2 separate regions of the Homo sapiens genome follow, and region 1 is linked to region 2. Evidence: read pairs that join two places in POLR2A ChIA-PET (ENCODE). Cell type or tissue: B cell. All regions are shown on one strand. Links, peaks and the distances in the headings refer to the core of each region. The heading gives the core; the rest is flanking DNA. Region 1 has its middle 36 kb from the start of ZAP70. Region 2 has its middle 17 kb from the start of TMEM131.

What was found. ChIA-PET counts read pairs that join two places held together with the same protein. Peaks named below come from ENCODE experiments on the same cell type or tissue, not always from the same donor. Only the 100,000 strongest peaks of a DNase experiment are listed, where the experiment ranks them.
Region 1: POLR2A ChIA-PET joins it to region 2 with 5 read pairs; 1 of 35 experiments calls an interaction of 5 or more read pairs at or near these places.

The regions. Positions count from the first base shown.
Region 1 is chr2:97,746,912-97,751,302 of GRCh38, reverse strand. It overlaps a transcript of ZAP70 not described here. Among named protein-coding and RNA genes, the nearest start is that of ZAP70, 36 kb to the right of the region's middle. RefSeq lists enhancers at 2,451-2,500, 2,511-2,560. In B cell, for the core only: CTCF peaks have their summits at 2,551 and 2,753 (motif pointing right); DNase peaks (open chromatin) are centred at 2,382 and 2,562; H3K4me3 peaks cover 328 bases; H3K27ac peaks cover 1,035 bases.
Region 2 is chr2:98,010,653-98,015,043 of GRCh38, reverse strand. No RefSeq gene overlaps it. Among named protein-coding and RNA genes, the nearest start is that of TMEM131, 17 kb to the right of the region's middle. RefSeq lists an enhancer at 2,013-2,472. In B cell, for the core only: no CTCF peak of the experiment used is centred there; DNase peaks (open chromatin) are centred at 1,363, 2,203 and 3,839; H3K4me3 peaks cover 1,702 bases; H3K27ac peaks cover 3,199 bases.

The DNA of each region.
Region 1 (4,391 bases), core at 130-4,129, 260 kb after region 2:
TCCAAAACACACCCGCCTCTACGTGATCTACAGCTTCTGTACAAAAGGCACACAAAGACACGAAATTTATTGCTATTATAATAATATGCTCCCCATACGATCTGTGCTTCAGTGGGACACTACATCTTATTAGCCCATGTCAGGCTTATATTGGTCTGCCACACACTCATGTATATTCAGAGTGGTTAGATATGTTCAGATATTTACAACACCCACGTCTCCAGTAATCCATTCTTTGAAAGAATACCCAGCAATCCAGCGTAAAATTATCATAGATGATTCCAAAACCTTCCAGTAGCGATCCTTGATTTGCTCTTCATGCATACTCTGCAAACTCCAGTTCCCACCAAAGGAATAAAACGACTAGAGAGAGAGTTCAAAACTAGTTGGTAATTTTAGCTGAAGCCATAAACGAGACCACTCTGCTCTGAAAGTCCAACCGACTAATCTAAGTCCATTCTTTAGAGTTATCAAGGACAGTCATATAAGCTTTATTTTCCTCTTAGCCAGCAAAGGGACAGGTCATGCCATAACAAATACTCCTTTTTTATACCTAGAAAAACACCACAGGGGAACAGGACAGTTTGTGACTATTAGAAAAAGCCTTGACCTCTAAAGCCAACCCAGCTGGCTTCTGGAACATGCGCCCATTACCTGGAGGCGCTCTAGGCCCTTGTCTTGCAGACCTGTTACGAGGACTAACAGTCCTTGCGTTTCTCGTAATTACCTGTAAATGGTTGGCTAGTATCTCCTGTCTAGAGTTTTAGATGGTACTGCACACCATTTCTTTCATCATGCGATTCAACAACTCGCTTTACAACAGACAGGAAAAAACTGTTAACTCTGGTGTAACTATAGACTGCGTTCATTAGACACTCTTGAGCCAGCCTCCACTCCAGAGCAAACCCCTGACTCCATAGACCCACCCCCCAAATAAGCTAATAACCAAGGCCCACATCCTACAATTGCTACTTCCTGACACCCTCTTAGGAGACACCCCAGCTCACTGTTGTTTGGGTCCCCCTTGCTGCAGGGAGCAACAAGCCCAGCTGCTTTAACTGCGGTGCGTTGCTGCTGCACTGCGGGGAAGGGCGTTGACCATTTGGGTGTACACATGAGTGCAGTGGCATGGATGAGTGTGGCCTGGGTTCCAGTCCTGGCTCTGCCATTTACTGATCATGGCCCTTGGGCACACTCTGCCCCTCTCAGAGCCTCAGTTTCCCTATATGCAAAACAAACATCCTCAGGAGGATGGTGTGAAACATGAGGCCAAATAAATAAGTGGTAGCACTTCCTATTGTCTGTTACTGTGGTATTCCAAAGACATTTCCCAGTGTTAAACCCCTAGAAATGGCAACTTCCTGATGGGGATGGAACTCATTTGGCAGGGGGCATGAGGCCACCAATCTGGAGCCTCCTGAGCTCCTTGCCACTGCCTGGGGCCCCTCCTCCCACGCCCTCATCCCTCCCACCCTCACCACTGGGTCCACCGCCAGCCTGGGCTCCCGTTTGCCTCAGCCCCGCCTCTCAGCAGAACTGCGGCAGCATGTCCAGGGACAAGGTTCTTAGAGGGACTGGATTTGGACCATTCCTCCCAGCCAGATATTTTGCAGCAGGGAGAGGAGGCTGCATCAGATTCCTATGCCCACAAAGCACCACCTCCTTTTCCAGTTAAGGCAATGTGGGGCTGCAAATTTTCATGCATTCAGGATCCTTCTGTAACTTAATTCCTTTGCCGTCAGTCCCCTCCCGCTTCTGCAGAATGCATGCTCCTAGCAACTCTCACAGACCTGACCCCTGACAGTCATTGCCCACCCGGAACTCCAAAGCCAGCAGGGCTTGCTGCTGCCTAGAAAGACCTATTGCCATCATTCCCTTGTCCCTGCTCTATAAACGTCCTTTTGGGAAAAGCACTCCCATCTCCCTCCTTTCCCACACAGACAGCGCACTATGCGTGCTATTAGTCTGTGCCTTTTGTAAAAATAGGAAGTGTCAGCCGGGCGCGGTGCCTCATGCCTGCAATCCTAGCACTTTGGGAGGCCGAGGCAGGCGGATCCCGAGGTCAGGAGATCGAGACCATCCTGGCTAACACGGTGAAACCCCGTCTCTACTAAAAATACAAAAAATTAGCCGGGCTTGGTGGCGGGCGCCTGTAGTCTCAGCTACTCGGGAGGCTGAGGCAGGAGAATGTCGTGAACCCGGGAGGCGGAGCTTGCAGTGAGCCGAGATTGCGCCACTGCACTCCAGCCTGGGCGACAGAGCGAGACTCCGTCTCAAAAAAAAAAAAAAAAAAAAAAAGGGAAGTGTCACATCCACTGTAAGCAATACTCCCTCTACAAACGCACTCCCAGACTAAACCGTCACGGACCTAAGAAGAGCACATGAGATCCGCAATCAGCCCCGGGCTCATGGCCTCCCACGGGAGGGAAAGCCTGTGGCTCCGCTTTCAGGAGCAATGTTATGGGAAGCTATATATGGAAACTAGAATTTGGCCTTACAGTGCTACGGTGCTGTACGTTTTATAAAATTAGAATCCAGTGTCTTTTAGAGGTGGCGGGAACCTTGGAGAGTGCATGCTGGGTAGGTGCCCCATTGAGAACACCCTGAGTGGGAGGGAACCCCGCCCAGCTAGCATATGGCAGTGAACAGGGAGTGAGGGGATGGCCCAGAACCCGCACCTGGCCTCACGCAGCCAGTCGCAGCACAGAGGCCACCAGGGGTCAGTCTAGCAGCATCATAAGTGAGAAAGACCCTGGTTCTTCTGCTCCATGGAGAACACCCCTGCAGTTCACTAGCCCAGCCCATGGCAGGCGGGGAAGCAGAACGGACTCTTCATAGCCACCAGCCTGTTGCCTCCTCGCCTGATGAAAATCAGACCAATACGAAATTACAGAGAGAAGGAAGAGCCATGACTTCTTAAAAAAAACAAAATAGAGCTTCTTCTTGATCAAAGAAAACCTGCTTTAAACTTGCCAAGTGGATTAACAGTTTTTAATCATTTATTATAAATACTGTACCAACACATCGATTATAAGGAACTGGTTTTCCCCAACCATTCTGGGTTTAGCCCCATCATCAACATTGTGAATAAATATTCCTAATGTAGCCATTGCCCTGTGCTAATAAACTTTCAACAGGTAAGAAACATGGCCTCAGGTGAGATATTTTACACCACACAGACATGGAGAGTCAGGCAGAGAAGCCACATGCCTATCACTCTATCCTTGTGGATTAGGTACAGGCCACCCGTTACTTGGGAAATTTCACCGTCAGTGTTTCCCACACTGGGGTTTTAAAATCTAGACACTTGGCTTCAAGATGCATTACAAAGACTAATAGTCATTAGTTCCTGGGAAGTGTCTGCATTAGAGTTGGCAGACATGTCCTGCCCACAGCCTTCCACACTACAAAGCAGCCATCTTCACAACAGATGGCTCGGCCAGTCACCAATAGCAAAAAAAAAAAAAAAAAAAAAAAAAAAAAAAAACCTCGTGCCAGTACAGGCCAGGTCCAATAGACACTCTTCTGACAGCAGGATTTTTTCACACTGAGATAAAATTCACATCAAACAAAATGCACTTTAACCATTTTAGAGTATAAAGCTCACTGCTTTTTAGTGTATTAACAGTGATGGGCAACCATCACCACTCTCTCATTCCAGAACATTTCATCAACACTGCCACCTCCCCCACCTCCAAAAACAACTTCCATGCCCATGAGCAGTCACTACCCACTGTCCTTCCCCTAGCCCCTGGCAACCACTATCTACCTTCTGTCTCTCTGGATTTGCCCATGCTTAACACTTCATATAAATAGAATCACACAATATGTGGCTTTTTGTGTCTGGATCCTGTCACCTCGGTAAAGTCTTTGAGGTCAGTGGCTGCTGTGGCATATGTATCAGTACTTCATTCCTTCTTATGGCTGAATAAGGCTTCCGTGTATGTATATACCACACATTTATCTACTCATCTGTTGATGGACATTCGAGTTACTTCCACTTTTTGGCTGTTATGAATAATGCCACTGTATACACAATGCATTCATGTACCAGTTTTTGTGTGAACATACGTTTTCCATTCTCTTGAGTATTACCCAGGAGTGGAATTCCTGGGTCAGATGGTTAATCTATGTTTAAATTTTTAAAGAACTGCCAAACTGTTTTACAAAGCAGCTGCACTTTGTAACATCCCCACCAGCAATGCACGAGTGATCTGACTTCTCCACATCCACTCCCACAGTTGTTTTTGCCCATTTTTCCTTTACCTTTTTTTTTCTTTTGGAAGTGCTATCTCATTTGCATTTCCCTAATGATTAATAATGTTGAGAATCTTTTCATGTGCTCATTAATGAGTCAATGGTATGTCTTAAAGAAATGTTTGTTCAAATCC
Region 2 (4,391 bases), core at 154-4,153:
AATGTGAAGAGTAGAATGACAAATTCAATATAAATCTAAATAGGGATTTGAAGCAGAGAATAGGGAGAGTGAGGGAGAGGCAACATATTGAAGAGATAATGGAGGAGAATTCACCAGAATTGAAGAAGGGTGAGTGCTCAAACTGAAAAGGCACACGAATTATGAGCAGAATACATGAAAATAAATCCACCTGCAGTCGCACTGTAGTGATGCTGAGGAGTGTCAAATACAAAGACCAAATATTAAGATTTTCTTAAGAAAGGGAACTAATGTAAGTTACTGAGAAGCTATATCCTGTCTTTTCTGCTGGGCTGGTGGGCTGGTGGCTGGTGGCTGGTGGGTTGGTGGGCTGGTGGGCTGGTGGGCTGGTGACTGGTGGGTTGGTGGGATGGTGGGCTGGTGGCTGGTGGGTTGGTGGGATGGTGGGCTGGTGGCTGGTGGCTGGTGGGCTAGTGACTGGTGGGCTGGTGGGCCGGTGGTTGGTGGCCTGCTGAGCTAGTGGCTAGTGGGCCGGTGGGCTGGTGGGCTGGTGGCTGGTGGCTGGTGGCTGGTGGGCTAGGGGCTGGTGGGCTGGTGGGTGGTGGGCTAGTGGCTGGTAGGCTGGTGGGCTGGTGGACTGGTGGGCTGGTGGCTGGTGGTCTTCAACTTCCAGCCAGAGAATGCAGCAAGAACTGAGAAGTAGCCAGTTACTCTCCAAGTGAAGGTTAGGCTACTTGAGTGAGACATTTAGACCAAGAAGAAGGTGGCAACTTCATCCAAACCACTCTGCAAGGCCTCGTTGTTAAGATATGTTGATAACGTGGGCTTGGGCTTTCATTCTTTAACATGGGTGGGCATGCATGTGCGTGCATGTAGGGCAGTGGTGTTGGGCATCTTAAATTATCTGCAATCCATCTCCTACTTTTTAGTAATGTACATAAAAGGATAATGAAAGTCTCCCAAAGCAAAAGTTCTCAATCCTAGCTGCAGGTGAGAATACACTGACGCCCAGGCGGGCCCATGTTTAAACTCTCTGGAGAGTGACATCAATGATATAGATGAGTCTGTGTCACGGGGCCTCCTCCTCTGTCCATGTCCTGAAGGAACTCAGCCAGTGTGCCTGCAATACGTGTCAACTGCCTCTCTGAGCATCAAGTCCCGTGAGGGTCCCTGAGCCGTGATGGGGTTGCTGGTCCCCTGCGTTCTCCACCCTCTCGTAATCATGGTTGTGTCCACTGCATGCCCCCAGTCCTGTTGTAAACTTAAGCTTCACCACAGGCAGGGAAGAAAGACACTTTCTCTTTAGACAACTGGCTCGGCTAAAATGTAAATATGACCTTTGGGAACTGCTAACCTGACCACCCGAGGGTTGATTCCAGTAAAAAGAATATCTTCATCATTTTCACTTGCAGAATTACAAAGACATGACAAACATCGCGTTCTGTTTTAAACATCGTCACCCAGAAAGCTTTACCCCGGCTTTGGAGTCAGAGTCTGCTGGGATGTACTTGTTGAAACCACTTCTTTCGCATGTGGGAGGCTACACAAATTCCTGTGGTTTTGGGACCTTCAGTTTCTTCATCGGTAAAAAGAATGAGGGGGCTGGACTGGACTTTTGGCTTGTGGTCCGTGGGATACAGGGTTCAGACCTCCAGGAAACTCTCCAAATCAGGGCCTTTGCAGATAGGACCCAGGCTTTTGTATTTTAAGAAGCCCCCACAGATGATACTGACATACACTGCTGGCTACTGACCTCGATTACTTTAATTCCTAACATTTTATATTAAAACCCCCAGTTTGCAGACAAAGTAAAACAGTGTCTAATAATAGTGCTAAAAATTCCCTCACAAAATTTTAGTACTATGATTCCATTTAAATTGGATTTTTTCAATTATTTAGATAAATAATTAATTTATAATGAAAGAAATCCAAGTACCAACGCTGTATTAACCAATATGGCTCTAATATATATATACTCATCATTTAAGTGAAACAAAGTACTTGGTTTAGGAGGAATACTAATAAGAAATGCCTTAGTTAGGAAATGTTCTAAAACATTCATGATGAAAAAAGGGCAGTGTAGGAGTCTCCAAGCAAAACTACCTCATTTCATTACCAAATCATTAGACCTCAGAATCAGGTCTTACATCAGGGATGAAAATAAAGAACTGAAACTTACCCTGGAATTGAGAACAGAAACTGAAGCCATGGCTAAAAAGCAGAAGATAGCTGTAGAGAAAGCACCTTCTTGTCATAGCACCCAGTGGGTGAGCAAGGAAAAACTGATGAAAGGAAAATCCTGGTGGGCGAGGCTCAGGGTGCCACTGAGTGCTGGTCTCTCTGGCCTGTGTGGAGAGGCAGGAGCACTGTCTCAGCATCTGAGGATGAACTAGACACTACACCCCAGCACAGGTAGGGCGCACCTCAACTCCGACCCCTCACCTCTGGGCAAAGGTGGGGCAGGACTACAACTCTAAAGCTATTAAGTGCCTCATCCTGTCAAAGTCAAGCCTCAGAATAGAAACTGAGTTGACTTATAGAAAAATGAAGTTGTTTTTCCTTGCACATTTGTGGACTGGTACATATATATCCCCGCCACAGAGTCGCTGTGGTCGTTAGCTTTGTTTAACTCTGCTCTTTGGCTCAAATGGAGATCTTGGCATACCCTGAGTACCTTCCGGCTCCTTCTTTTTTTTTTTTTTTTTTTTTTTTTTTTTGAGATGGAGTTTTGCTCTTGTTGCCCAGGCTGGAGTGCAGTGGCGTGATCTCAGCTCACCGCAAACTCCGCCTCCCAGGTTCAAGCAATTCTCCTGCCTCAGCCTCCTGAGTAGATGGGATTACAGGTGTGCGCCACCACCCCAGCTAATTTTGTATTTTTAGTAGAGACGGGGTTTCTCCATGTTGGTCAGGCTGGTCTTGAACTCCCGACCTTAGGTGATCCTCCCACCTCGGCTTCCCAAAGTGCTGGGATTACAGGCGTGAGCCACCGCGCCTGGCCTTCCTGCTCCTTCTACTTCTTCAAGTATAGATTGCTCCTTCCTCCCTCCATTAGCAGTGGGAGAATTTATTCATTCACTCCCTCATTTCATTCATTCGTTCTATAAACACCACATGTCAGAGACAACACAAATGTCAGGCACATGTCAGGCAACACGTCAGGCAACACACATAATAGCAGGAGGCTGCGCATGGTGGCTCATGCCTGTAATCCCAGCACTTTGGGAGGCCAAGGCAGGCATATCACCTGAGGTCAGGAGTTTAAGACCAGCCTGGGGAACATGGTGAAATCTTGTCTCTACTAAAAGTACAAAAATTAGCCAGGTGTGGTGGTGGGTGCCTGTAATCCCAGCTACTCAGGAAGCTGAGGCAGGAAAATCGCTTGAACCCAGGAGGCAGAGCTTGCAGTGAGCCAAGATCATGCCACTGCACTCCAGCCTGGGCAATAAGAGTGAAACTGTGTCTCAAAAAAAAAAAAAAGAAACGGAAAGAAGGAAGGAAGGAAGGAGAGAGAGAGAAAGAAAGGAAGGAAGGAAGGAAGGAAGAAGAAAAAGAAAGAGAAAGGAAGGAAGGAGGAAAGAAAGAAAGAAAAAGAAAGAAAGAAGAGAAAGAAAAGCAGAGAACAGGACAAGTTCCTTTTCTCCTGAAGACTACATTTTGAAGGTGAGCGACAGACAGTAAACAAATAAATATATAATGTGTCAAGTGGTGACAAGTGCTCTGAAGATAAATATAGTAGGGAAAAGGAATGAAGAGAGACAGGAGGCAGATGCTATTTTAGAGGTGGTCAGGGAGGCCTCTATGTTGACCTGACATTTGAGCAGAGAGGTCTGTGAACTTATAAAAATGCTTTATACACAGGATAACCACAGATAATCAGCCAACTGGCACAGTAGGGGAACTATTCCCTCAGCAGTACACCCAGAGCCTTGTCACAGTGTAAGGCTGGATCAAATGACCTCTAAAAGAGGCGTAATTGCCAGCTGGGTATGCATCCCCACTGATGAAAGGGAAGCTGACCAAAAATAAAAACTGGTAGCACTAGAAATGGGCTCCCATTCAAAACAATGTTCCTGTAAACATATATTGAATTACTTATCAAAAGAGTAGACTGACAAAATCTAAATACCTAAAACTATCCAGAGTATTTCCCAATCATGTTTTTCCTTATACTGCATTGATCCGAAAATGTCGAGGAAAGGTTTAGAAATGCATGCTCCCCCAGGCACAGAGGCTCACTCCTGTCATCCCAACACTTTGGGAGGCCAAGGCAGGAGGATCACTTGAGGCCAGGAGCTCCAGACCAGCATGGGCAACATTGCAAGACCCCATCTCTACAAAAAAATTTTAAAATTATCAGGGCATGGTGGCATGCACGTGTAATCCCAGCTACTCAGAAGGCTGAGGTGGGAGGA